Linked DNA regions of Homo sapiens: region 1 is linked to region 2. The links are chromatin loops, found by intact Hi-C in ENCODE. Cell type or tissue: heart left ventricle. All regions are shown on one strand. Links, peaks and the distances in the headings refer to the core of each region. The heading gives the core; the rest is flanking DNA. Region 1 has its middle 6.5 kb from the start of TOP6BL. Region 2 overlaps TOP6BL (TOP6B like initiator of meiotic double strand breaks).

Evidence for each region. A loop is a pair of places that touch in the nucleus more often than their neighbours do. Peaks named below come from ENCODE experiments on the same cell type or tissue, not always from the same donor. Only the 100,000 strongest peaks of a DNase experiment are listed, where the experiment ranks them.
Region 1: a loop joins it to region 2, with 2.4 times the contacts of the local background. A loop is called at or near these places in 5 of 110 quality-filtered maps.

Annotation. Positions count from the first base shown.
Region 1 is chr11:66,732,069-66,744,455 of GRCh38, forward strand. It overlaps a transcript of SPTBN2 not described here. Among named protein-coding and RNA genes, the nearest start is that of TOP6BL, 6.5 kb to the right of the region's middle. RefSeq lists an enhancer at 11,928-12,387. In heart left ventricle, for the core only: no CTCF peak of the experiment used is centred there; no DNase peak of the experiment used is centred there.
Region 2 is chr11:66,778,365-66,794,760 of GRCh38, forward strand. TOP6BL (TOP6B like initiator of meiotic double strand breaks) reads left to right here. Exons shown (of 15, transcript NM_001302084.2): 3 at 9,796-9,905. Among named protein-coding and RNA genes, the nearest start is that of TOP6BL, 42 kb to the left of the region's middle. In heart left ventricle, for the core only: no CTCF peak of the experiment used is centred there; no DNase peak of the experiment used is centred there; H3K27ac peaks cover 414 bases.

The DNA.
Region 1 (12,387 bases), core at 3,981-6,480, 50 kb before region 2:
ATAATAATAGCTGTTACTAACATTAACGTGGAACTGTATTTCTAATACTTTACACATAACATTTCATTTAATCCTTTATAACAACTCCAAGAGGTAAGTATTAACCCCATTTCACAGATGAGGAAATGGAGACATTGAGAGATTAAGTACCTTACTCAGGGTCATCAAACCAGGCAAGGGTAGAGCTGGGATTTTAACCCAATCTGACCCTTGAACCCATGTTCTTAGCCACAGAGCATATGGCTAACAGGCCTGATGTTGCAGGACACATGGTGTACATAGGAAATGGAGAAAAGAGGCCGGGTGCAGTGGCTCACGACTTTGTAATCCCAGCACTTTGGGAGGCCAAAGTAAGCGGATCACAAGGTCAGGAGATTGAGACCATCCTGGCTAACACAGTGAAACCCCTTTTCTACTAAAAATACAAAAAAATTAGCTGGGCGTGGTGGCATGCGCCTGTAATCCCAGCTACTCGGGAGGCTGAGGCAGGAGAATTGCTTGAACCCGGGAGGCAGAGGTTGCAGTGAGCTGAGATCATTCCACTACACTCCAGCCTGGGCAACAGAGCAAGACTCTGTCTCTCAAAAAAAAAAAAAAAAAAAAATGGAGAAAAGAGGCTGCGCGCGGTGGCTCACGCCTGTAATCCCAGCACTTTGGGAGGCTGAGGCAGGTGGATCACCTGAGGTCAGGAGTTCGAGACTAGCCTGGCCAACATGGTGAAACCTCATCTCTACTAAAAATACAAGAATTAGCCGGGCGTGGTGGCAAGTGCCTGTAATCCCAGCTACTCGGGAGGCTGAGGCAGGACAATCTCTTGAGCCCAGGAGACGGAGGCTACAGTGAGCTGAGATTGTGCCACTGCACTCCAGCCTGGGGGACAGAGTGAGACTCTTTTTCAAAAAACCAACCAACCAAAAAAAAAAAAAAAAACAATACAAAAGAAATGGAGAAAAGACCAGGGTGCAGGGAAAACAGAGGGGAAGAGGGAATGTGTAGAGAATTGCGACTGGGGAGATAGGCAAGGGCTAGATCATGCAGAGCTTTTTATGTCATTATTTAAAGAATTTTGATTTTCACCTTTAGAGCCCTGAGAGACTATTGAAAGGTTGAAATAAGGAAGTGATAGGATCAACTTTGTATTTTAAAAAGGTCACTGTAGCTGCTATGGGGGGAATAGGTTACTCCAGTTGCTATGGAGGGGTGCAAAGATGTGTGAGAAACCAGTTAGGAGGCTACCACTGTGGGTAGGGTGACAGAGAAGATGGTAGCTTGAACTCAGTTGCTGGCAGTGGAGATGGAGTGCACAGGTTGAAAGAATTAACCAGATGTGGTGATGGGATAGATACAGGGGTGGTGGTGAGGAAAAAGGGTTAGTCAAGGATGAGTTGTGCAACTGGAATAATGGAGCTACTATTTGCTGAGATGAGGAATACTCCAGGAAAACCAGGTTTGGGTGGAGAGATTGTTGGTTTTGGAACCTAGGTTTGAGGTATCTTTGAACCAATCAAGTGGAGATATTGAGTAGTCAATTGTATATGGGCGTGGACTTTAAAGGGGAGGTCTGGACTTAAGATACCCATTTGGAATACATCAGTGTAGAAATAGATGGTAATTGAAGGGGATAGATGAGCATTGATACAATTGACTTAATCCAATGCAACAGAACTTCCACTCTAAAGCTGCTTTCAACAAGGTTGTCAATAATCCTATTGCACCTGGCTAACAAGGTGAAACCCCGTCTCTACTAAAAATACAAAAAATTAGCCGGGCGCGGTGGCAGGCGCCTGTAGTCCCAGCTACTCGGGAGGCTGAGGCAGGAGAATGGCGTGAACCCGGGAAGCAGAGCTTGCAGTGAGCCGAGATTGCGCCACTGCAGTCCGCAGTCTGGCCTGGGCGACAGAGAGAGACTCCGTCTCAAAAAAAAAAAAAAAAAAAAAAATTATCCTATTGCAAAATCCAGCTGTTAGTTTCCAATTGCTGTCTTACTTCTCCTCTTGGCAGCAATTGACTCTAATTATGCCCTGCTTCTTGAAATTTTCTTCTTTTGTTATGGGGTTGCCATTCTCTTGGTTTTCCTTCAACCCTTGTGGTCCTTCTCTGTTTCTTTTGTGAGTTCCTTTTCTGCTTGTCGCTTAATTTTGTTATTGATGGTGGTGTTTTGTCTAGGCCTTTTCTTATTCTCTGCGCTCTTCCTGGGCCATCTTATCTACTGTGCGGCTAGAGTAGTCTCTTTAATACATCAGACAGATCATTCCTCTTCTGGAAACCCTTCAGTGGCTCCCCACTGCCCTTGGGACAAAGTCCAAAGTTCTTAACCAAGTTTGCACACCCTGCTTACCTCTCCAGCCTGGTCTCTCACCACTTGCACTTGGCACTCTGTGTCCTCACCATAAGGAACCTCTTAGAGTTTCCCCAGTGTTTATGGGATTTTGAGCATGCTCTTCCTTCTGGTTGGAATCGCTCTTCCTCTTCCATTCACCCAATGTTTACTCATCCTTCAGGTATCAATTTAGATGTTACTTCCTCTGGAAAGCCCTCCTTGAGCTCCAAGTCTGGGACAGGGGCATTCTGAGAGCACTCCATACTGGATTGTCACTGCCCATTGGTTGTGTTCTCTTTTACAGCATGAGCGCCATGAGGGAAGAGAACACAATTATTTCACAGTTGTATCCCCAGCAGAGCAAACATATAGATATCTGTGCAATAAACTAATGAATGGAAGAAAAGACCTTGGGAGAGAAGAGGAGTCCTTATTGTCAGTAGATGAAACAAAATGTTTTCATATCAAATGATGTATTTCCCATTTCTTTTATCCCTAATCTATCTCCATCACTTAAGCAGCAGCAGCAGCAGCAGCAACGGCAACAGCAAGTAAGTGCTTTGTAGATGCACTGCCCTCTGCATAGGGATGATACAGAGAGATCAAAGTTAAATTCTTCACTTTGGAACCCTTTATTAGACCCTTTAAAATCTACAGCAGAGAGCTGGGCACAGTGGCTCCTGCCTGTAATCCCAGTATTTTGGGAGGCTGAAGCAGGTGCATCACCTGAGGTCAGGAGTGGGAGACCAGCCTGGCCAACATGGTGAAACCCTGTCTCTACTAAAAATACAAAAATTAGCCAGGCGTGGTGGCGCATGTCTGTAGTTCCAGCTACTTGGGAGGCTGAGGCAGGAGAATTGCTTGAACCCAGGAGGCAGAAGTTGCAGTGAGTCGAGATTGTGCCACTACACTCCATCCTGGGTGACAGAGCAAGACACCGTCTCAAAAAAAAAAAGAAAAAAAAAAATTAAGGAGAAGGGGGCTGGGAGGAGAATCCTAAGAGACTGAGAGACTGAGTTTAAAACTTGCAACGATTGACGGCTGGGCATGGTGGCTCACGCCTGTAGCCCTAGCACTTTGGGAGGCTGAGGCAAGAGGATTACTTAAGGCCAGGAGTTCAAGACCAGCTTGTGCAATAATAGTGAGACCTCCATCTTTACAAAAACTTTAAAAATTATCTGGGCATGGTGGTGTATGCCTATGGTCCCAGATACTTGGGTGGTAGAGGTGGGAGAATTGCTTGAGCCTGGGAGGTCGAGGCTGCAGTAAGCCATGACCATGCCACTGCACTCCAGTCTGAGCAACAGAGTGGGACCCTGTCTCAAACAAACAAAAACAAAAAACCAAACTTGCAACGATTGCATTATTTATTTTTTTTAATCATCCAGCTCAAAATGTCAGATTGCGTTATCTTGATTGGTGAAGTTAATTCTTTTTTAGCTATCAGTAGAAATGAGAGCTGACGAACTAAGTTGAGAAATAAAGAAAATGACATATTTCCTCACTTGAGTCTATGACTTGAAATTGTAAACAAGCATGCTGCACAAGTAAAGGTCGGAAAGGTGGCTTGCTAGGGGAGCCTGATAGCTTCCGAGGACTGACCTGATTTCCTGTGATTACTTAGACCATGAAGTCAGCTTGGTCTTGGCCAGCTTGGGGCATGGTTTGCAAAGGATAATCAAGTATTCGAAAGCAAAAGTCTGCAAATGAGCCAAGATAAAGTGCCACATCAGATAGGGAATTCTAACAGGTGGGGGTAGGTGGAGGTGGGGTACAGAGGACTGAAGACAGTCATGCCTTGAGCTCCCTTACACAGTGTAGAAAAGTGTGGGTTCTCAGAGCCCCAAGGGATGTTCTAAGCTGAGCGATGCTGTGAGTGCATGCTGCTATTGATGAAATCGGAGAAAGTAGAACCGATTTGAGAACATGGAAATATTACATCCATTTATCTTTCTCCAGGTGGGACTCAAACCAGCACTTATTTATGGACGATCCCTCTCAAACGATTTTTAACTTGCAAACCTAAATGCCATTAAAAACTGGGCCCATATGAATGATTCAGACTCATCTGGGAGCAGTCTGGGACCAACCATGATTCTCAATACCTTTGAGTTTATCAGTCAATAACGAACCACTTTTTCTTCCAAGAAGCTCATGCCACTAACCCCTGTGAATACACAGACCTTTGAGAAAGTGTCTTAATTTGTTCAGCAGCAATAAGAAAAACAAGAAAAGAAAAAGTGTCTGATTACACTCATCTGCTTAAAATAAATTTTGATGGCATCTGTTTAATACTAATAACTGAGGGGGAAGGCTTCGGGGTTCCTCAGTTGAATTGCACTAGAAACTGAGTTGTACTAGAAAACCCAGGGCACTCAGAGAAGAATAGGTTTTGTGTACATCTTTGAAGCTATAGACATTTGAGGTCAGTTTTCTGTATCTCAGCCTAATTTACTTGTGCTGTGGCGCACAGCTAGTAGCTAGTCATGTCAACTACTATGGCTTCTGAAACTTCCAGGGTGTGAAGATATCAGACCGTGTTTGAATTCTGGTTCATCTTTTTCTAATTGTGTGAACTTGGACAAGGTATTTAACTTCTCTAAGCATGAGCTTCCTCATCTGTAAATCAGGGATAATTTTACAGAAGGAAGTTGTGATGAGAAATTAAATAGTGCTTGTCAGATGCATGACACCTGGTACCAGATAAGGGCCCAATAAGTGTTAGCTATTACTGTTATCATTATTTTACTTGTTTTGTATGTAGGCAAACCTTGCCTTAGGTAAAGTATAATGTATGAAAATCTAGATTTGCATAAAATGTTAAAGGGGGAGATTATTTGCATTACACAAGGATTCTTCAGTTTATGAAAGAACTGATAACAGGGTTTCTTTTAAACAGTCAACTTCTCAGTATGTCTAAAATGATTTGATTCATACAAAACTTGGCTTATACAATGTTTTAGGAACACAGCTAGCATACAAAGCACAGGATATCTATAATACAATCATTCAGGCCAGGTCTGAGCCACTGTGACAAGTTAACAATTACACTCCTGGGTATTCTCCACGCCCCTTTATAAAGGGATTAGATGGATTCTCTGTGGGTTCAACAGGCAGATCTGGGACCAATGGGTGGAAGACATGGGGCAGAGAAAGGGAGTAGACTTTAGCTTGATATAATGAAAAACTCTCTACAAAACCACTGCTGCCCAAAGCTGGAATGGGTTGCCTCTGAGGCGGCAAATTTCCCAACACGAGATATTCAAGTAAAAGCTAGATACCAACTTGTTATGACTGTTAGAATGATTACTGCATGAAATAGAGAGGTGAAGTACGTCAGTGTTTCCCAACCCTAAACACACTAAATACACTATGTAAACTGGACCAACACTCTACCTTGGATACCAGAAAGAGGTTGAGGAAGGAGGTAGAGAGAAGCTAATCAGGAGAAGAGGTGGGGATAAAGGAAATGAGTTGAAAAAAATATTGCTTCTCTGGCTGGGAAATACTAGATTAAATGACCTTTAAGATTTCTTCTAATTTAGGCCGGGTACGGTGGCTCACGCCTGTAATCCCAGCACTTTGGGAGGCCGAGGCAGGTGGATCACCTGAGGTCAGGAGTTTGAGACCAGCCCGGCCAACATGGTGAAACCCCATCTCTATGAAAAATACAAAAATTAGCTGGGTGTGGTGGCAAATGCCTATAATCCCAGCTACTCAGGAGGCTGAGGCAGGAGAATCACTTGAACCCGGGAGGCAGAGGTTGCAGTGAGCTGAGATCACACCACTGTACTCCAGCTTGGGCAATAAGAGCAAAACTCGGTCTCAAAAAAACAAACAAACAAAAAAAAGATTTCTTCTAATTTAAATATTCTAAAACTCTGATTGTTTCATAGACATTATTTTAACTATATTTCTGGGAGGATTTTCCTATTTTAGGTATGGAAAACTAAAACATAACACCTAAAGAAAGAGGTAAAATGGGAAAAGAATAGAGACATCCTGACCCTTTCAGACCTTTGATCCCATAGTCTCTTTCCAATTGGTGAGAATGAAAGTTGGGGAAACAGAAGTCAGAAGTGGCCTTAACGCCAGAACAGATGAAAATCAAATTGACTTTATTATTTTTAAATTATTATTATTTTTGAGACGAAGTCTCTCTCTGTTGCCAGGCTGGAGTGCAGTGGTGTGATCTCAGCTCACTATAACCTGCACCTCTCGGGTTCAAGCAATTCTCCTGCCTCAGTCTTCTGAGTAGCTGGGACTACAGGTGCTCGCCACCACGCCCGGCTAATTTTTGTATTTTTAGTAGAGATGTGGTTTCACCATGTTGGCCAAGATGGTCTCTATCTCCTGACCTCATTACCTGCCTGCCTCGGCCTCCCAAAGTGCTGGGATTACAGGCGTGAGCCACTGCGCTTGGCCATTATTATTATTTTTTGAGACAGTGTCTCACTCTGTTGCCCAGGCTGGAGTGCAGCAGCCCAATCTCAGCTCACTGCAACCTCTGCTTCCCAGATTCAAGCAATCCTCCCACCTCAGCCTCATGAGTAGCTGGGACTATAGGTGCTCACCACCATGCCTGCCTAATTTATTTTTTGTAAAGGCAGGGTTTGCCATGTTGGCCAGGCTGGTCTTGGGCTCCCGAGCTCAAGCGATCTGCCCACTTTAGCCTCCCCAAATGCTGGGATTACAGGCGTGAGCCAACGTGCCGGGCCTAAGTTTTAATTTTTTTAAAGATGAGGTCTCATTATGTTGTCCAGGCTGGTCTCCAACTCCTAGGCTCAAGCAATCCTCCTGCCTAGGCCTCCTCAAGTGCTGGGATTACAGGCGTGAGCCACTGTGCACAGCCAAGTCAACTTTTAGAGATCGGTGAAAAATCAGCTCAACTAAGGTTCCAGAAAACTAGCTTTAAAGACTGTACACCTGTATCCCTGGCAAAGTGCTTCGGAGTACTGTAATCACACACAGTCAGGATGTCTCAATTCTTTTCCCATTTTACCTCTCTTTAGGTGTTATATTTTAGTTTTCCATAGCTAAAATAGGAAAATTCTCCCAGGAATATAGTTAAAATAATGTCTATGAAACAATCTGAGAGTTTTAGAATATGTGGAGTCAATGTCCTCTTTAATGAGGCTGCTGGAAGAATTTTTGTCTCAATTAGCCTACCTGTCTTTCAAATACAGTTGATCATCTGGTCTTTGGATCAATAGGTTTACTTGACCATATGTGACCACATTACAGTGCTGTTTGCATTCCCAAGGTTTCTAAGTCACAAAGAATACTTCTCTTCCAGTGGACATCAGCTGGCAGGACAAATCCAGCCCTACTTAGAGATAAGGTAAAAAGCCAATTATAGCCTGGGCGCAGTGGCTCACGCCTGTAATCCCCCCAGCACTTTAGGAGGCTGAGACAGGCAGATCACATGAGGTCAGGTGTTCGAGACCAGCCTGGCCAACATGGTGAAAGCCTGTCTCTACTAAAAATACAAAAATTAGCCAGGTACGGTGATGCATGCCTGTAATCCCAGCTGCTCGTGAGGCTGAGGCAGGAGAATAGCTTGAACCCAGGAGATGGAGGTTGCAGTGAGCCGAGATCCTGCCACTGCACTCCAGCCCAGGCAACAAGAACAAAACTCCTTCAAAAAAAAGCCAGTTACACAGGGCAGAACCACTTTGTGATGTAGATTTTATTGGCTATCTAGGCAGAGGAAAAATTGGACAATAATAGGAAAGGAATGAAATCTCCTGGGCTGGCCCAGCACCTGCTACTGGTGGATGAGAAATCAGACTTTGTGCAAAGGGTGACTTGGCCAGGAAGAACAGGAAGTTAGTCAGTATCATAGTCAGTTATTCAAGGAGAGGAAGAAAACAGGGAATGGGGGTGAAGAACGAAATACTCGAGTTATATAAACTTTGGTACTGTCCCAGGAAAAGAATCTCTCTTTTCCCCTAAGTCTTAGAAAGGGGAAGAACAGATGCTGTAGTCCAAGAATTGCACAAAAGTCAGCACCATTATGGCCTCTAGTTGCCCCCATTAGCCCAATAATATTCCTCTGCTAGAACATCCCTGTCTGACCCCTGATAAGAAAGCAGAGGGAGGTGAGTGGTGAAGCTGCCCCAGATTCTGTGCTCCAGGTGGAGAAGGCCTCAAGAAGGTGAAGGGATGAGCTAATCTGAGCCTCATGGCCCCATTTCCAAGGATGTGATTAGTGGAGAGTCACCTGGGACCTGCTCCATTTCAGGAAACCCGGTTATGGGAACTGGTATGGGACAGACTTTGCTCAGGACCCGAGAGAAGCAGTTAACCCTTTCCTACTGTCTGGATGGGAAACAGCTTAATAGTTGCTTGGTTCTTTCCCAGGGGAGGGAGTCTTCAAATGGACTTCCTTTTGCATCAGCTTGGAAAGGCGGACCTCAAGGATATTTTCTACTTAAGTTCCTAGGGTCAGCCTCTTTAGGGCATTTGAAAGCTCTAGGGGAGCCTAAGAAACAAGGTGGGGCCTTAAGAAGTGTCTAGGAGACACAGAGAGGGCACATTCAAAAGGAAAGCTCAACAGTCCCTAAAATGTCATTGTTCATCTGGCAGCACTCCCTAGGATGTTCTGGTTCCACTCAAACCCTTGAGTTTGGGTCAGAATCAGTCTTGGGCTCTTCTTATAGGGGGGCAGGGAGTGTGTCTCAGACAGAGGGTTTCTTTTTGGAATAAACAAGATATCCAAAGTAGACATGTGATATGGTTTGGCTGTGTGACCATCCAAATCTCATCTTGAAGTGTAGTTCCCATAATCCCCATGTGTCATGGGAGGGACCAGGCGGAGATAATTCAATCATGGGGGCAGTTTCCCTCATCCTGTTCTTCTGATAGTGAATTAGTTCTCAAGAGATCTGATGGTTTTATAAGGGGCTTCCCCCTTCACTGGGCACTCATTCTTCCCCTTCCTGCTGCCATGTGAAGAAGTATCTGTTTACTTCCCCTTCTGCCATGATTCTAAGTTTCCTGAGGCCTCCCTAGCCATGATGAACAATGAGTCAATTAAAACTCTTTCCTTTATAAATTACCCAGTGTCGGGTATGTCTTCATGAGAATGAACTAATACAACATGAAACAGTAATATAAATTCTGAGGTGGGTGCAGAAATGGAAGCAGAATCAATATGTCACCCAGTCTAAGGACTGGAAATAACTGGCTCCCTACAGACACTGCCAATAAATGAGACCTGGAAGGCCAGGGCTGAAAATATCGAGAGCCATACTCAAAGCCTCCTTGGTTGGCCTAGTTAACTAAGGTGACCTTAACCAAGGGCAGGTCATTTAGTTTCTTTGGGCTTCAAATTTCTTCATCTTAATAGATAACTGATAATTTCCAAAGTCCCTTCTGGCTCTAACATTCTAGTGTTCTGAGGATGAGGTCTGAGCAAAAAACCGTTTTTAAAATTTTAATTTTTTTTTTGAGACAGGGTCTTGCTCTGTCACTAAGCTGGAGTGCAGTGGCATAATCATAGCTCACCGCAACCTCCAACTCGAGGGGCTCGAGATCCTCCCACCTCAACCTCCCAAGTAGTTAGGACTGTAGGCATGCATCACTGTACCTGGCTAATTTTTAAATTTTTTTGTAGAGACAGGCTGTCACTATAATGCCCAGGTTGGTCTCAAACTCCTGGCCTGAAACAATCCTCCTGCCTTGGCCTCCCAAAGTGCTGGAATTACAAGCATGAGCCACCATGCCTGATTTATTCATACAACTTCTTCTTGGATTCTCATTTTTATCATTTCTAAAACAAAGATAACATCTTTCTTACAAGATTACAAAATTGGGAGAACTGCTTAAGATGAATAAGAAAAAGTGAAGAGCACTTAGCACAGAGTGGATTCTCACCATATATCAAGCCTATATTGCATGCTGCCTGAATACGTGGGTTTACGCTACGGAAGTCCTGATGGCAAACCCTCATATCGAAGGCTTCCCTCCTTGCTTCTCCCTATGTCCAGTAGGGAGGACAGCTGTGTCCCTGGCTACCTTTGAGAGGCCTCCACTGCCTCTAGGGTGGTATTGGGTGCTCCATTACACCTTTATCCCTGAAGTTCATTCCAAGGACAAGGGCTGAAAGCTAGAGGCTCATTTCCAAGGACAAGGGCTGGAAGCTAGGAAACCAACTCATCTTCATTCTCAATGCCATTCTCAAGGTGGAGCATTTTCTGCTGGGCCAACACTCACAATGATAATTTTTTTTTTTTTTTAGACAGAGTCTCACTCTGTCAGCCGGGCTAGAGTGCAGTGGTGTGATGTCAGCTCACTGCAACCTCCACCTCCCGGGTTCAAGCAATTCTCCTGCCTCAGCCTCCCAGGTAGCTGGGACTACAGGCACATGCCAACACGCCTGGCTAATTTTTGTATTTTTAGTAGAGGTGGGGTTTCACCATGTTGGCTGGGCTGGTCTCGAACTCCTGACCTCAAATGATCCACCCACCTGGGCCTCCCAAAGTGTTGGGATTACAGGCGTGAGCCACTGCGCCCGGCCACGATGGGAAATATTTTAAAGAACCATCCTCAATACCTTGGTTTCTCACCCATAAAATAGTGACGATAACAATTTTCTTACAAGATAGTTGAGAGGATGACATCATTTATGTAAAGAGCTAGTGGGGTCCGACAACAAGCAGTCATTCAATGTTACTGGTCCCTTCCCCTTGGCAACTCCTCTTCTGAAAAAGGACAAGAGACTGGGGGTGGGGATGGGGAGCTCTGCGGGGGGTGTGGGGGGAATGAAAGGAAGACTCCAATGATTCCTCAAATGCCAGCTGTTTATCAAGTTTGATGGTTACGATGGATTTTCCAGAAATAAAAGCTACCTTGCTCCAATAGGTCTACCTGTGAGCAACTGAGATGGGGAGGAATGGGGAGGAGCGCTGAGCATAGACTCGAGAAGGGTATGATTCAGGTCTCGATAGACAATGTTCTTTGGAGTAGCACCAAGGTTGTGTACTGGGCAGGCACTCTGCCAGCTCGCCAGCCTGTTCTGTCCAATCCTGGCGTCTTGGAGCTGGGGTGGAAGAATTTTTCCTGAAGGAAAGCAGCCAACACCCTGTCCCACCCTTCTCCTTGGGCAACTCTTTGCCAGGCAGGAATCTCTCATCAGGGTTTTCTTTTGGCTGTCAGATCACCAGCAGTTATAGGCTTAAGCCCCTGTCACCATGCCCCTCCCGGAACCTGGCAGAGAGCAGCAGCTGGGACTCTGCAGGACCTCCTTATTCCAGCCAGGAATGCACTTGGAAAACCCCAGAGCTTCTCCTGTCAGCCAGAGCCCAGAAAAGCCAGCTCCTGGTCTTGGCACATTCAGTGCAGTCAAACGTGGAAAGGGGCCTGGATAGGGAGGGGTCGACTCCCAGGTCCCACCTTTGCGGGGGAAGCTGGTCCCCCTGGATTAGGCTGGGAGATGCTTGGGGCTGGTTGTAAGGTAAAAGACGGGGGGTCGTTTTTTCTTTTTTTGAGACAGAGTTTCGCTCTTTTTGCCCAGGTTGGAGTGCAATGACGCGATCTCGGCTCACTGCAACCTCCGCCTCCCAGGTTCAAGCAATTATCCTGCCTCAGCCTCCCGAGTAGCTGGGATTACAGGCGCCCGCCACCACGCCCGGCTAATTTTTGTATTTTCAGTAGAGACGGGGTTTCACCATGTTGGCCAGGCTGGTCTCGAACTCCTGACCTCAGGTGATCCACTCGCTTCGGCCTCCAAAAGTGCTGGGATGACGGGCGTGAGCCACTGCGCCCGGCCCAGGGCGTCGTTTTTAATTTCAGATTAGTAATTTTTTAGTATATGTCCCAAAAATTGCCGAGATATGTGTATGGTTATAAAAAAAATTCGCTGTCTATATGAAATTCAATTTTAATTGGCCGTCTTTTTCTTTGCTAAGTCTGGGACCCAGGGCTTGGCCTGGGGCAGCCCCCGCCGCAGACAAGGCTGTTGGAGGGGTCACGAACCCGCTTGGTAGCCCCGCGCCGTTACCGTCGCCCCTCCCGGCCGAGGGAAGGGTCCTGGAAAGCGCGAAGGGCGGCCAAAGCCCGGATTA
Region 2 (16,396 bases), core at 8,169-10,668:
GCTACTCAGGGGGATCTTTTGAGCCCAAGAGGTCAAGGCTACAGTGAGCTGCGATCACAGCACTGCACTCTAGCCCGGGCAACAAAGTGAGACTGTCTCCAAAAATAAAATATAAAATTTATATGGAAAGAAAAACCCAGAATAGCCAACGCCATATTGAAGAGTAAAGTCAGGGGACTGGCACTACCTGACTTCAAGACTTATAAAGCTACAGTAGTTAGCCCAAGGTAATTAATAGATTCAATGCCATCCCCATCAAGCTACCAATGACTTTCTTCACAGAATTGGAAAAAACTACTTTAAAGTTCATATGGAACCAAAAAAGAACCCGCATTGCCAAGTCAATCTTAAGCCAAAAGAACAAAGCTGGAGGCATCACGCTACCTGACTTCAAACTATTCTACAAGGCTACAGTAACCAAAACAGCATGATACTGGTACCAAAACAGAGATATAGACCAATGGAACAGAAAAGAGCCCTTAGAAATAATGACGCATATCTACAACTATCTGATCTTTGACAGACCTGACAAAAACAAGCAATGGGGAAAGGATTCCCTATTTAATAAATGGTGCTGGGAAAACTAGCTAGCCATTTGTAGAAAGCTGAAACTGGATCCCTTCCTTACACCTTATACAAAAATTAATTCAAGATGGATTAAAGATTTACATGTTAGACCTAAAACCATAAAAACTCTAGAAGAAAACCTAGGCAATACCATTCAGGACATAGGCATGGGCAAGGACTTCATGTCTAAAACACCAAAAGCAATGGCGACAAAAGCCAAAATTGACAAATGGGATCTAATTAAACTAAAGAGCTTCTGCACAGCAAAAGAAACAACCATCAGAGTGAACAGGCAACCTACAGAATGGGAGAAAATTTTTGCAACCTACTCATCTGACAAAGGGCTAATACCCAGAATCTACAGTGAACTCCAACAAATTTACAAGAAAAAAACAACCCCATCAAAAAGTGGGTGAAGGATATGAACAGACACTTCTCAAAAGAAGACATTTATGCAGCCAAAAAAAACACGTGAAAAAATGCTCATCATCACTGGCCATCAGAGAAATGCAAATCAAAACCACAATGAGATACCATCTCACACCAGTTAGAATGGCGATCATTAAAAAGTCAAGAAACAACAGGTGCTGGAGAGGATGTGGAGAAATAGGAACACTTTTACACTGTTGGTGGGACTGTAAACTAGTTCAACCATTGTGGAAGTCAGTGTGGTGATTCCTCGGAGATCTAGAACTAGAAATACCATTTGACCCCGCCATCCCATTACTGGGTATATACCCAAAGGATTATAAATCATGCTGCTATAAAGACACACGCACATGTATGTTTACTGCGGCACTATTCACAATAGCAAAGACTTGGAACCAACCCAAATGTCCAACAATGATAGACTGGATTAAGAAAATGTGGCACATATACCATGGAATACTATGCAGCCATAAAAAATGATGAGTTCATGTCGTTTGTAGGGACATGGATGAAGCTGGAAACCATCATTCTCAGCATACTTTTACAAGGACAAAAAACCAAACACCGCATGTTCTCACTCATAGGTGGGAATTGAACAATGAGAACACATGGACACAGGAAGGGGAACATCACACACCAGGGCCTGTTGTGGGGTGGGGGGAGGGGGAGGGATAGCATTAGGAGATATACCTAATGTTAAATGGCGAGTTACTGGGTGCAACACACCAACATGGCACATGTATACATATGTAACAAACCTGCACGTTGTGCACATGTACCCTAAAACTTTCATAAAAAAAAAAGAAACTGTGGTATTGGCAAAAGAATAGGTAAATAGTGTTTTTTTGCTCAATTTTGAGTATTTTTAAATACTCAAATACTTATAATTCCCTGCCTTATGAGATTATTTTTGCTCTGAAAAGCTAGCTGTCAAGAAAAATTCAAGGAAAAAAATAGTCTTTTATATTCACTTATTTATGATTTCTGGTGCTCTTCATTTCTTCCTTTATAGCTGGGTTTCCATCTTCAGCCTGAAGAAAATCCTTTAGCAAATCTTCTAGCAGCAGATTATTTCATCTTCTATCTTAAAATGCCTTTACCTTAACCTCATTTTTAAAGGATATTGCACTGGAATATCTGGCTTGATAGTTTTCTCCTTTTCAACATTTTGAAAGATGTTGTCAATTGTCTTCTGCGCTTTATTGTTTTTATTTATTTATTTTATTTTATTTTTTTGGAGACAGAGTCTCACTCTCTCACCCAGGCCGGAGTGCAGTGGCGTGATCTTGGCTCACTGCAACCTCTGCCTCCTGGGTTCAAGTGATTCTTGTGCTTCAGCCTCCTGAGTAGCACTGGGATTACAGACATGTGCCACCACACCTGGCTAATTTTTTGATTTTTAGTAGAGACAGGGTTTTTCCATGTTGACCAGGCTGGTCATGAACTCCTGGCCTCAAGCGATCCACCTACTTTGGCCTCCCAAAGTGCTGGGATTATAGGCATGAGCCACCGCGCGTGGACCTGGCCTTTATTGTTTATGGTAAGAAGTCAGCTGTGATTCATTTTATACCTCCTGTGTATATGATGTGTGCTTTTCCTCTGGCTTCTTTCAATATTTTATCTTTATCTTTGGTTTTTATCATTTTGACTATTATATACCTAGGTGTGATTTTCTTTGCATTTATCCTCCTTGGGGTTTGCTGAGCTTTTCACACCTTAATATTTTTCATGAAATTTTAGGGAATTTTGTTCATGGTTTTTTGATGTTTTTCTTGTCCTATTCTCATTTTATTCTCCTATCCTCCTTCTGGGACTCCCATTGCACATATTTTAGACTGGTTGATATTTTCCTACAGGTTTCTAAGACTATTCATTTTTCTTCAGTCTTTTTTTTCTTTATTCTCCAGATTGGATAGTTTTTGTTATTTGTCTTCAGTGATTTTACTGACTCTTCTGTCACCTCTAATCTGCTATTAAACCTATCAAGTGAATTCTTCATTTCAATTATTTAACTTTTCAGTTATAGAATTTCTTTTTGGTTCTTTTTGTATAGTGTTATCTGCTGACATTTCCTATCAGTTCACTCATTAAGGCCGCCTTTTAAGCCTTTGAACATATTTATAATAGATTCTTTAAAGTCTTTCCTAAATGTAATATCTGTACCATATCAGGTTCTGTTTCTTTTCTTTTTTCAGAGACAGGGTCTCACTCTGTCACCAGGCTGAAAAGTGCAGTGGCACAGTCATAGCTCCTGCAGCCTCCAACTCCTGGGCTCAAGTGATCCTCCCACCTCAGCCTCTTGAGTAGCTAGGACCCACAGGCATGTACCACCACGCCCGGCTAATTTTTAAATTTTTTTGTAGAGATGAGTCTTTCCATGTTGCCTAGGCTAGTCTCAAACTCCTGGCCTCAAGCGATCTCCCTGCCTTGGCCCCTCAAAGTGCTGGGATTATAGGCATGAGCCTGGCCCTCAGGTTCTGTTTCTATTAGTTGCTTTTTTTCCCCCTTGACTGTGGGTTATCATTTCCTATTTCTTTGCATATTTAGTACATTTTTGTTTTATACTGGGCAATATGATCATATTCTATATTGTGTTATCTATCTCTGGAGAGTATTAATTTTTGCTCTAGTAGGCTATGCACCTTGACCTTGTACAGGCTTGTTTTTATGCATTTTAAAGGGTAGGTCTGTAGAAAGCCAATGCATTTTTCAAACTCTTCTAATTTGATACCATTTAGCCTCCAAACTCTATCTCCTCTGTGGGTTTTGTCAAGGAATGGCTTTAGACTTTTTTGGGGTGGGTCTAGAGCACACCTTCATCGACAGTATGGTTTTTATTACTAAAGCATTATCTGTGGGGCATCTCAGCTAGACACCAGCAGTTTTAACAAGGTCTCCCCATTTCTAGCTAGGCCTGAAGGCCAACATTTTTCAGCACTGGAAAATCTTGCTAGTGTCTTGTTACATTCTCAACTCCATAGCACCTGCTCTGTGGGAAATCATATGTAGTCTCACTCTCTGCATGGATAGTCCAGACCTTGGCCAAGGACTCATGGGGAGCTCCTACACAGACTTTAGTACCCTGCTCTTTGTATCTCCCTCTTCTCCAGTGCCCTGCCCTGCAGATTCCAGGTACTTTCACAACTCCAAAATCTATTCTCTGCCTCCTCAGCTTAGTGGGACCACTGTCCTCTGCTTGGGTTCCATGTCCCTGTTCTGTAGATGGGAAAATTTCCCCAGGCAGACACCCAGGGAAATAACAGGACTAACCTGGTGAGTTTCCCTTCTCTCAAGGGATTGTAACCTTGTGCTATCTATTGTCCAGTGCCTGAAAACAACTGTCTCATATATTTTATCCAGTTTTACAGTAGTTTTTGGTTTGAGGGCTCATTTGGTTATTTCATTAATGCTGGGAGGAGAAGCCCCAGTACATAGTTTTGCTATGTGTTCGTAATGTCATCTGATTGAAAATTTTCTATCTACTTCATCTTTAACAGTTGAAGACCTATGTGAAGAGGTAACTTGATACTGATAATGATCTCTTTCTTCCTCCTTATCCCCACATGATCTCAGCAAAAATGTAAACTCATGTTTAAATGGACATGGTGGTTTGTTTAGTGGTTATTTGAGGACTTGTAGATGGTAAACATTTTAAGTCTCTCATTTTGTAATGGTAGTTTGGCTCTCTTAAAAGTTCAGATTTGGCTGGGTGAGGTGGCTCATGCCTGTAATCCCAGCACTCTGGGAGGTTGAGGCAGGAAGATCTCTCGAGACCAGCCTGGGCAACATAGTGAGACCCTGTATCTACAAAAAATTACAACAATTTCCCTAAACAGTTTAATATAAAGAAAAAAGATTAGCTGGGCATCGTGTACACCTGTAGTTCTAGTGAGTTGGGAGGCTGAGGTAGGAGGATCCTTTGATCCCAGAAGTTGAAGGCTGCAGTGAGCTATGATCACCCCACTGCACATAGCCTGGGCCACAGAACATGATCCTGTCTCAGACAGACAGACAGACAGATAGATAGATGATAGGTAGATAGATAAGTAAGTAAAAGAGTCCAGATTCAAAATTACTTCAGATCTTTGAAGATAGTACTGGATCATCTTCTGACATTTAGCATTGCTAACTCATGGGTTTTTTTTGCTAATTTAATTTTTTTGGTAGCTCGTAGGGTTTTCTGCTTATCCTTGTTATTTTGGGTTTCACTGTGATGTGTTAACTATGTGGCTTTTTTAATTTTTGCTTTTGCCTTGTTTTTTCGAAATTTAGCCTGCTTGACGTTTGGTAAAACTGTTCAGATAGCACTTACATCTGTCTTTGTTTTATATTTCTCAGTCATTATTTCTTCTGGATCTATTTTTAATGTCTCTTGCCTTTTCTTTTAATTGATATAAAATTCATATATCATAAACACAACCATTTTAAAGTATACAATTTGGTGGTTTTTAGTATATTTTCGGGATTGTATAACTAATATTTTTTGGCAGGGTCTCACTCTGTCACCCAGGCAGGAGTGCAGTGGCGTGATCATGGTTCACTGCAGCCTCTACCTCCTGGCCTGAGGTAATCCTCCCACTTCAGCCCTCTGAATAGTTGGGACTAGAGCTGTGCACCACCACACCTAGTTAATTTTTTTGTTTTTGTTTTTTTTGGTTTTTGTTTTGTTTTGTTTTGTTTTTGTTTCTGAGATGGAGTCTTGCTCTGTTGCCCAGGCTGGAGTGTAGTGGCGCGATCTCGGCTCACTGCAAGCTCCACCTCCTGGGTTCATGCCATTCTCCTGCCTCAGCCTCCCGAGTAGCTGGGACTACAGGCGCCTGCCACCAAGCCTGGCTAATTTTTTTTTGTATTTTTAGTAGAGACAGAGTTTCACTGTGTTAGCCAGGATGGTCTCGATCTCCTGACCTCGTGATTCGCCCACCTTGGCCTCCCAAAGTGCTGGGATTACAGGCGTGAGCCACTGCACCCTGCCATTTTTTTGTATTTTTTATAGAGATGGGGTTTTGCCAAGGGGTGGTCTCAAACTTCTGGGCTCAAGTGGTCCTCCCGCCTTGGCCTCCCAAAGTGCTGGGACTATAGGCATGAGCCACTGCTTCCTGCCTGTATAACTGTTATCACTATCCAATTCCAGTACATTTTCATCCAGAAAAAGAAACCGTGTACTCATTAGCAGTCACTCTGCTTACTTTCATTCTCTATGCCTTGGCAAACACTAATCTACTTTCTGTCTCTGTCGATTTGCTTATTTTGGACATCTCATATAAATGGAATCATACAATATGTAGCATTTAGTGTGTGGGTTCTTTAAGCATTATATTTTCAAGGCCTATCCATGTTGTTTCATGTAACAGTACTTCATTTCTTTTTATGGCTGAATACTCCCCATTTGGTTAAGCCATTCATCATTTGATGGACATTTGGGTTGTTTCCACTTTTAGCTGTTCTGAGTAATCCTGCTATGAGCATTCATGTACTAAGTTTTCTTTTACATTTGCTCTTTTACTGTGTCCAATCTAACCATCCATAGAGTTTTAATTTCAAACACTGTATCTTTAATTTCTTTTCTTTTTTTTGTATCTTTAATTTCTAAGATTTCTTTTTTTTTTTTTTTTTTTTTGAGAGTCTCGCTCTATCGCCCAGGCTGGAGTGCAATGGCGTGATCTCAGCTCACTGCAACCTCCACCTCCCTGGTTCTAGCAGTCCTCCTGCCTCAGCCTCCCAAGTAGCTGGGATTACAGGCATTCACCACCATGCCCGGCTAATTTTTTAAATATTTTTAGTAGAGACGGGGTTTCACCATGTTGTCCAGGCTGGTCTTGAACTCCTGACCTCAGGTGATCCACCCGTCTTAACCTCCCAAAGTGCTGGGATTACAGGCATGAGCCACCGTGCCGAGCCAGTTTCCAAGATTTCTAATACCCCATTACTTTCTGTTTAATTTACGACAGTGTTTCCTTGTTTCATGGCTTCTTTTTCTTTTTAAAGGTATAAAATATAGATACTTATTTAAAAATCTCTCCCAGATTGTTCTATTAACTTTATTTCCTTAGGTATAAGTGCATTGGTTGATGTGTATTATCGTTTTCATGGTATTAATCTTCTTTGCCTGGTAATTTTTAATTAAGAGCTAATTGTTCATGATATGTTTAATCTGAACACATTTTGTGTTGACAACTGTCCCGTAGGAGGCTCTCTGAGTTGCTGAGCCTTAGCCTTGTATGATGTATACCTAGGATTAATCTTTGTATGGGTGGTAAGATGCAAAGCTCTTGCATCTTAATAGATTATATAGTTCTGAGTCCTTTCACCACTTACATGAAATGGCTCTATGGCCCTCATCTCATATCAGTGAGGCTGCTGCCAGAATCCCCTTGGCTGTAACCAACATTCAGGTAGACAGGCAGTGCACCTCTAGTCCTTGTTCATGTGTTGCTCCCTTGCTTAGACCTCCTGTGTGTGGCTCTTGCTCTTAAACCTATGAGTGTTACAGTATTAGCTCTATGTTTTTTCCTAGTCTAGGCCCAAATACTATGCATCTTTTTAGTTCTTGTCTACTATTGTGGAATCTCTCTTTTGTTCCCTTTTTGTTGTTCTTTTCAAAGGAGGAGAAAGAAGAACACCTTTCCATTTCTGGTCTATAAAGATTTCTCTCTTCTGGCCAGATATGGTGGCTTACACCTGTAATCCCAGCACTTTGGGAGGCCAAGGCGGGCAGATCACTTGAGGCCAAGAGTTCAAGACCAGCCTGGCCAACATGGCAAAACCTGTCTCTACTAAAAATACAAAAATTAGCCAGGCATGGTGGCACAACCCTGTGATCCTACTTACTCAGGAGGCTGAGGCAGGAGACCCTGTTGAACCTGGGAGGCAGAGGTTGCAGTGAGCCAAGATCATGCTACTGCACTGCAGCCTGGGTGACAGAGCAAAACTCTGTCTTAAAAAAAAAAAAAAATTTCTGTTTTCTTTTTTTCTCACCATGACTATGTATTTATTAAGATTTAAAAATATTTGTATTATTTTATATGTTTGAACAGGAAGATGAGATTTCAGCATATGCTTAATTCATCTTGAAATCAAAGGCTTTTACTTAGTTTTTGTTTCACCTTTTTACATTTAACTGTAGTCAACCTATCTGGATTTGTATGTTTGTGTGTGTGGAGTGAGACTACTGAAATTGATTTCCCCCCAAATATCTACACAATTTATTTTAAATTAGTAAGATTTCTGAAGAATTCAGTTATTTACAAACCTTTTCTCATATATCCACATTTACCCCATTTCTGTACTGTCTTACTAATCAAACTGAAATAGGATTCAGGTACAATTTTTTCTTATTTCACAGAATGGTAATTGAATCACAGAAAAGGGGGGTTGCCTTAGGTCAGAAAGTTGATCAGTGGTGAAACTGAAGATTGACGTAAGACATCCTGGTTTAGTGCTAAGTTCATTAAACTTCAGTGTAGCATACCCTTGCTGTCCTATTATCAAGGGCTTTGTAACTGAATTAGGTTTGAAAAACAAACTAATGGCAAGAACAATATTACCCATTAAGATTGATAGCTACAATTTTTGTTTTGTTTTTTTTTTTTTGAGATGGAGTTTTGCTCTTGTTGCCCAGGCTGGAGTGCAATGGCACGATCTTGGCTCACTGCAACCTCCACCTCCCAGGTTCAAGCAAGTCTCCTGCCTCAGCCTCCTGAGTAGCTGGGACTACAGGAGCATGCCACCACACCTGGCTAATTTTTGTATTATTAGTAGAGACGGGGTTTCACCATGTTGATCAGGCTGGTCTCGAACTCCTGACCTCAGGTGATCCACCCACCTTGGCCTCCCAAAGTGCTGGAATTACAGACGTGAGCCACCGTGCCCAGCCGATAGCTAGGATTTGATCTTGGGAATGTGCACACTTTTTTGAGGTGGTTAAAACATTATGAGATATGTAGCATGAATGCCTTAGGAGAAACTTGTGCTGTTATTTTAGGGCATATTTTTTTAATCATCGTTAGGTTTTTAAAGTTTAATTTTTGTGTAATATCAACATTGTCAACCTCAATAACAAAGCAGGCCAGGCGCGGTGGCTCATGTCTGTAATCCCAGCACTTTGGGAGGCTGAGGCAGGCGGATCACCTAAGATCGGGAGTTCGAGACCAGCCTGGCCAACGTGATGAAACCCCATCTCTATTAAAAATACAAAAAAAAAAAAAAAAAGCCTAGCGGGGCATGGTGGTGCATGCCTCTAATCCCAGCTACTTGGGTGGCTGAGGCATAAGCATCACTTGAACCCAGGAGGCGGATGTTGCAGCGAGCCGAGATAGCGCCATTGCACTCCAGCCTGGGTGACAGAGTAAGACTCCGACTCAAAAAAAAAAAAAAAGGTACATGCCTGAGAGTCATTCTTGAATTTTTCAGCCTTCAGCTCTAAATTAGTTCATGTACTAGACTTGTGTTTATTACATAATGAGTTGATTTATTAAAAAATACAAGAATATCAGAACTATCAGTTCTGAAGCTATCTGGCATTAAACATGACCTTGTGGAAATTAACAGAAAATAAAAATTGATTTAGCAAATGTAAAAAATTGAAAAGATGAGGTTAAATGTCCTAATCCCATAAAGTAATTCTAAATGTTCAAGCAATTTGCTGATGCATAGCCATTTCCAGTCATATTTTAAATCTTGTAGATAATCTTTTCATCAGGGAAAAGCCTTCTTGGCTCACCAGTTTAATAAACAAATCCAGAAATCCTGGTTCTTATCCAAACTGCTTGTTTGACTTTGTTGCCATTTCTTCTCACACAGAAATACAGTCCATACTGCCCGGAATCTCTGCAAAGCTGACTTGGACTTCAGAGGAAGGCAGCTATTCTCAGGATATGACAGGGGTAACACCCTTCCAGATGATTTTTGAGGCAGGTTTTGTTGTGGTCTTATAAATTACTAATGATTTTATTCTTATTTTTCTGCAATCTAATAACAAGAAAGAAAAGCCTAGGTCCATCAAAGTTCCAAGCTGGAATGAAATAAGGCAATGGTTCCCAAACTTGCCTGTGCAGACATTAGATCACCTAGGAGCTCCCAAAATACTGTCGTCTGTGTCCCACTCTGAGTGATTGTGATTTAATTGGTCTGGGTGTTGTAATTATTAGTCTTCTTGGGCTGCCATAACAAAATACCACAGACTAGATGGCTTAAGCAATAGAGATTTATTTTCTCACAGTTCTGGAGGCTAGACGTCCAAGATCAAGGTGCTGTCAGGGCTGGCTTTGGTGAGGCCTCTCTTCCTGGCTTGTAGACTACTGCCTTGTCACTGTGTCCTTACATGGCTTTTTTTCTGCATGTGGATGAAAAGAAAGAGATCTCTAATGTCTCTTTATTTTTATTGAAAATTTTTTTGGTAGAGATGTGGTCTTGCTATGTCGCACAGTCTGGAGTGCAGTGGCTATTCACAGGTGCAGTCATAGCACACTACAGACTTGAACTCCTGAGCTTAAGTGATCTTCCTGCCTCAGCCTGCCGAGTAGCTGGTAGCTGGGACTACAGGTGGGAACTACTGGCACCTGGCTCTGGTGTATCTTTTTATAAGGACACCAGTCCTATTAAGACCTGGGGTCAGTGCCCTACCCTTGTGACCTCATTTAATCTTAATAACCTCCTGAGGGCCCTGCCTCCAAACACAGTCACTTTGGGGCTTAGAACTTCAGCATATGGATTTTGAGGGACACACTCAGTCCGTAATAGGTATGGCATAGGCTTTGGAACATTTTTTAGATCCCAGGTGATTCCTAATATGCAGATGAATTTGAGAACCACTGAAACAAGCCCTTATTTGAATTTGGATCTCCTAATAAAGAAAATTAAAAGTGACTCCCAGTGCAGATCCTACCTGGATACATTTTTATTAGTTTGGTTTAGAGATCTCTTTATCGACTTATTTGTAGTCCAGATTTATGAGGGTGATAATTCATTCTCCATTCCCTTTAACAGGTCTCTCATCTCCTATTTTCCTTCCTTAGAGTTGGTGGAGACATAACGAATTAGAGTGCTTTAAACATTCTCCCAGGAAGCCCTTGGGCAGCCTTTCTCCATGTTTGAATAATTATATGCTCATTCTGAAAGGAATGGGTATGGTATCAGGACAACAGATATCCCTGGCTGTGCCTTATCTTCTTTAGGAGAATGGAGGGTAAACAATCTGGAGCAATTAATGGTTAGTCAGCTCTGAAACTATTCATGTCAAGTAGCAATAAAAAGGTGATTCCAGTGAACCAAGAAGGGCAATTCTAGGAAATGAGGTTCTGTGTTTCAGTCAGCCTGAACAAGCAGTAAGTTGTATACATAACATTTATATATATTATGTAAGCATCCTGACAAGTCTATGAAGTGGGTAGGATGAGGATTATCACCCCATTTTACAGACCAGAAAGTTGAGATTCAGAGAACTTGACTGACTCTCCCAGTGTCATACAACAGTTAAATGGCAGAATTAGAACTTGAACCAAAGTCTGACTCATATAGATCAGGGCTATTTCAATATTTACTTATTCATCCAGACGTGTGTTTGTTCAAGTCAGTGTCAGTGAGCTAGATACTATCTGTAGGTACAGTGTCTTAAGATATGTTACTTGATCCTGGCTGGGCGCCGTGGCTCACACCTGTAATCCCAGCACTTTGGGAGGCTGAGGCGGGTGGATCATGAGGTCCGGAGATTGAGACCATCCTGGCTAACACGGTGAAATCCCGTCTCTACAAAAAATACAAAAAATTAGCCGGGTGTGGTGGCAGCCTGTAGTCCCAGCTACTCTGGAGGCTGAGGCAGGAGAATGGTGTGAACCCGGGAGGCGGAGCTTGAAGTGAGCCGAGATGGCGCCATTGCACTCCAGCATGGGTGATAGAGTGAGACTCTGCCTCAAAAAAAAAAAAGATATGTTACTTGATCCCAAGGAACCTGGAATATAAATAGAAAGATCAAGAAGTAAACACGTAATTACAATACGGTGTGATTCCCAGGATGGATGATAGAAGTGAGCCCTGAATGCTATGTTAGCATGGAGGAAGGGCATCTAATCCATGGGAAGAGGTTGAAGTCTGGAGGTCTTGATGAGACTGAAAAACAGATTTGCTGGGTGTAGGAGATTCTGACACTTGAAAGAATAGGAAGTTGTTATCAGAGTGATAAAGTTTCTCTTATTTCTTTATTGCAAAAGTAGTGTTTCCCTCAGAAAAATCAAAGTATGATCAAAACAAACATTTAGAATACACATAATTTGGCCTTTCAAGGCAGCCGTTATTAACACCTTGGTGTACATCTTTTCACAATAGAGTGGGACATTTCAATTTAAGATTTTCAGAATGGAACAGTTCCAAGCCGTGGCCATGGAAATAGGTGGCTGGGAATGAGTGGAGGTCAAGGTCATTATTGTTGAAGAGGTCAGGGAACTGTGAGACTAAGTTATTGCTTAGGCTAGTTATCTGCTTGGATATGGATGTCAGTCAAGATGATGACAGCATTTGGCATACAGAGGAAAACTGTGAGCTTAGTGACCAGCAGTCAGCTGGTGATGGAGATGAGAAGTAAAATAATAGTATAGTCAAACGGCATTAGCCTCAAGGGAACAAGGATTTCCTCATGCATTTCTTCCATTATATCTCATTGTTTTTGGTACTGTGCAGCTATGTAGACAATATTTGAATGAAGAGAATGAGAAGAGATAAAAGGGAGATTGTAAAAGATTTCATCATGGATGCCTCAATTGAGGAGAAAGGTTAAGTAGCAAGGTTCACAGCAAAGGCTAATAGAGACTCCATGGAAAAGCTATAATAAATGATCCATTAATTTGGGCCTGCGAGGAAAGTCAATTGCAAGGAAGACTGAGGAAAGTTTCATTTAGGAGAGATATTGGGTTTTGTGTTTATGCCCACAGCTAGTCTTACATCTTGGTGTTCATTAGGCTGGGTAACATGTCCCTTCAAAAGCAATCTGATTTTATAAGATCTTCTTGACAGCTTTATCCAGTTTAATATTTATTTTTGTAATAATACTAAGTGATCAAGTGAATGGAGTTATACATATATACATACAAACATATATATGCACAAACATATCTATATATTTATACATCTGTACTTCTGTGTGTATGTATCTAAGGTGAGGGGGCAAGAGAGAGAGACAGACTTTCTTCTAGAAAGTGATATAAGGGCTCATGACTGTATAAGTTCATATTTGAAAACATACTTCTATATTCTGTCATATAATTAGACATATTTAAAGGTGAAGGCTAAAACCATATGATTCAATAGTAGTTTCTGCTGTGCACGGCTGGCAGCATCTATTTTTTTCATAACAGTAAATAAGTAAATTCACTGCTTCTGTAGGTATGTCAGGCTGGGGTACTGGGTCTCTAACACCCAACACCCAACTGTAAAAGGCTTTGTCATCTCTCTCTTCCTCTTTCTAATAATTTTTTTTTTTTTTTTTGGGAGGGAGTCTTGCTCTGTGGCCCAGGCTGGAGTGTAGTGGCGCGATCTCAGCTCACTGCAAGCTCCGCCTCCCAGGTTCATGCCATTCTCCTGCCTCAGCCTCCTGAGTAGCTGGGACTACAGGCACTCGCCACCATGCCTGGCTAATTTTTTATATTTTTAGTAGAGATGGGCTGTGTTAGCCAGATGGTCTCGATCTTCTGACCTCATGATCCGCCTGCCTCGGCTTCCTAAAGTGCTGGGATTACAGGCGTGAGCCGCCGCACCCAGCTTCCTCTCTCTAATAATTCTATGAGTAGATCTTAAAAGGGTCCTCTAACCCCTTTTAAGGGGTTAGTTGTGTTGTATTAATTATCCTCTCTGACCTGACATTAGTCACTTTATCCTAACTCTGGGATAGGTGTCGGTCCTTCTGCTGTATTCCTTTAGCACCTCATTTATCTAAATTTCACATTGTCATATAAATTAGTCTGTCTCATCTACTGAACTGTGAACTCTTCTAATTCTGAGATTGTCTTATTTATTTTTATAAGCCCAGGTACATAATAAGCCACATTAATATTTTATGAGTGAGTAAATGCATATATTGAGTAGCCATACATAAGCATTGCTTGTCAGGCTCCATAAAAAATAATGATGGATTATATATTACCCCATTCAGATAGCTACCTGTATACACAGAAAATGAACATTTTTGGAGAGGCAGCATTGGATAGTAGAATGTGGACTTTGGAGTTAGTCAGCTCTAGGTTTGAATCCCAGTGCTGCCACTTAACTAGCTGTGTATGACCTTGGACAAATTAATTAGCTTATTGAGTCTCATTATCCTCTTCTATAAAATGGAGTTATTTCTTACTTGCATAGAAACTGCTTGACATGTAGCAAGTAGTCAGTAAATATCATCATTATTCATTGTAGTCTCTCTCCAGTAGTTGCTCAAGGAACTTTCACTTCGGTTGTCTTACTGTTAGATATAATTAGCCCTCTCTATGATACGCCCTATAATCACCAAGGTTACAAAGCTTTGAAAGTGTTCCAAGAAGTTGTTTTGGAAGTGGTAAGCACAGAAAATGCTTTAAAGACTATTGCTTTTTGGTTTAAACATTTTATACTAAAATTTTAAAAATGAAGGATGTGACTATGATATGTATACCAATTGCAGTTATTATTTAATTACCACTGTTAACATGCATGAATAATCCTAGACATATTTACAGAATTTTCTAATAATCCCCCATCCATTTTGGTAATAATGTTTTTTTTTTTTTGAGATGGAGTCTCACTCTGTCACCCAGGCTGGAGTGCAGTGGCACGATCTCAGCTCACTGCAACCTCCATTCCAGGTTCAAGTGATTCTGGTGTCTTAGCCTCCCAAGTAGCTGGGATTACAGGTGCACGCCATCTGTAATCGGCTAATTTTTTTTTGTATTTTTTCAGTAGAGATGGGGTTTCACCATGTTGGCCAGGCTGGTCTTGAACTCCTGACCTCAAGTGATCTGCCCGCCTCAGCATCCGAAAGTGCTGGGATTACAGGCATGAGCCACTGTGCCCAGCCCATTTTTGTTAATTTTTTCAAATACTTTTTCAAATAATTTTTTCTTTTTTTGTTTTTTTTTTTTTTTTTTTTAGACAGAGTCTTTCTCTGTCACCTAGCCTGGAGTACAGTGGTGTGATCTTGGCTCACTGCAACCTCCGCCTTCCAGGTTCAAGCAGTTCTCTGCCTCAGCCTCCCGAGTAGCTGGGATCACAGGTGCCCGTCACCACTCCAGGCTAATTTTTGTATTTTTAGTAGAGACGGGGTTTCATCATCTTGGCCAGCCCTGGTCTTGAACTCCTGACCTCAGGTGATCCACCCGCCTTGGCCTCCCAAAGTGCTGGGATTACAGGTGTGAGCCACTGCACCTGGCCCAATTTTTTCTATCTTTAATCCCAACCTATTGCCACAGTTTTTGACTTCTTTTTCAGTGTACTTATAAAAAACATTAAAAGGCCAGGTGCAGTGGCTTATGTGTAATTCTAGTGCTTTGGGAGGCCAAGGTGGGAGGACTGCTTGAGGCCAAGAGTTTGAGACCAGCCTGGGCAACATAATGAGACCCTGTCTCTACAGAAAATTAAAAAATAAAAATTATCCAGGTGTGGTGATACACACTTGTAGTCCTGGCTATTTGGGAAGCTGAGGTGGGAGGGTTGCTGGAGCCCAGAAGTTCGAGGTTACAGTTAGCTATGATCATGCCACTGCATTCCAGCCTGAGTGACAAAGCGAGACCCTGTTTCTAAAAAAAAAAAAAAAAAAAAGTAATAAAATAAAAATATTGTAATAGTTTATCCTTCTATATTTGCATGTTTCTTCTTTTTGTATTATCATATTTTGACATCTGGGACCATTTTTTTTGTTTTTTGTTTTTAACATATACCTAGTACATGGCTGTGTATTCTCTGAGCCAACAATAAAAACCTACTGATTTCTGATTGTATTTCTTCTTTCATTTTTTTGGAGTTCTGCATTTTCTAGGAGACTGTTTCTAACTTTGGTTTTAGGAACACTATAATAGTGAGTCAGTATAGGTAAGTGGTTAATGCTAAAGATTTATAGCCAAGTTGACCTGGCTAACCTTGGACAAGCTGTTTAACCTTTTTGAGACTCTTTTGTAAAATATTTATTTTTATTTTCCTTCATTTTTAAAAATCCAGATCCTGCACAATCTTTTATTTATAAAATTTGGGTACCTAATAGAGTTTTTGTGAAGGTTAAATGAGATAATATAAATAAGATACCTTAGCACCATCCCTGCTGTAAAATCATCACCTAGTGGTAAATCTTATATTTGTAGGGAAGTGTTTGTAGTATATTGGCAAGAACATGGGCAATTAGTATTAGAAAGACTTAAGGTCACTCACAAAACAAAAAAGAAAGACTTACAGT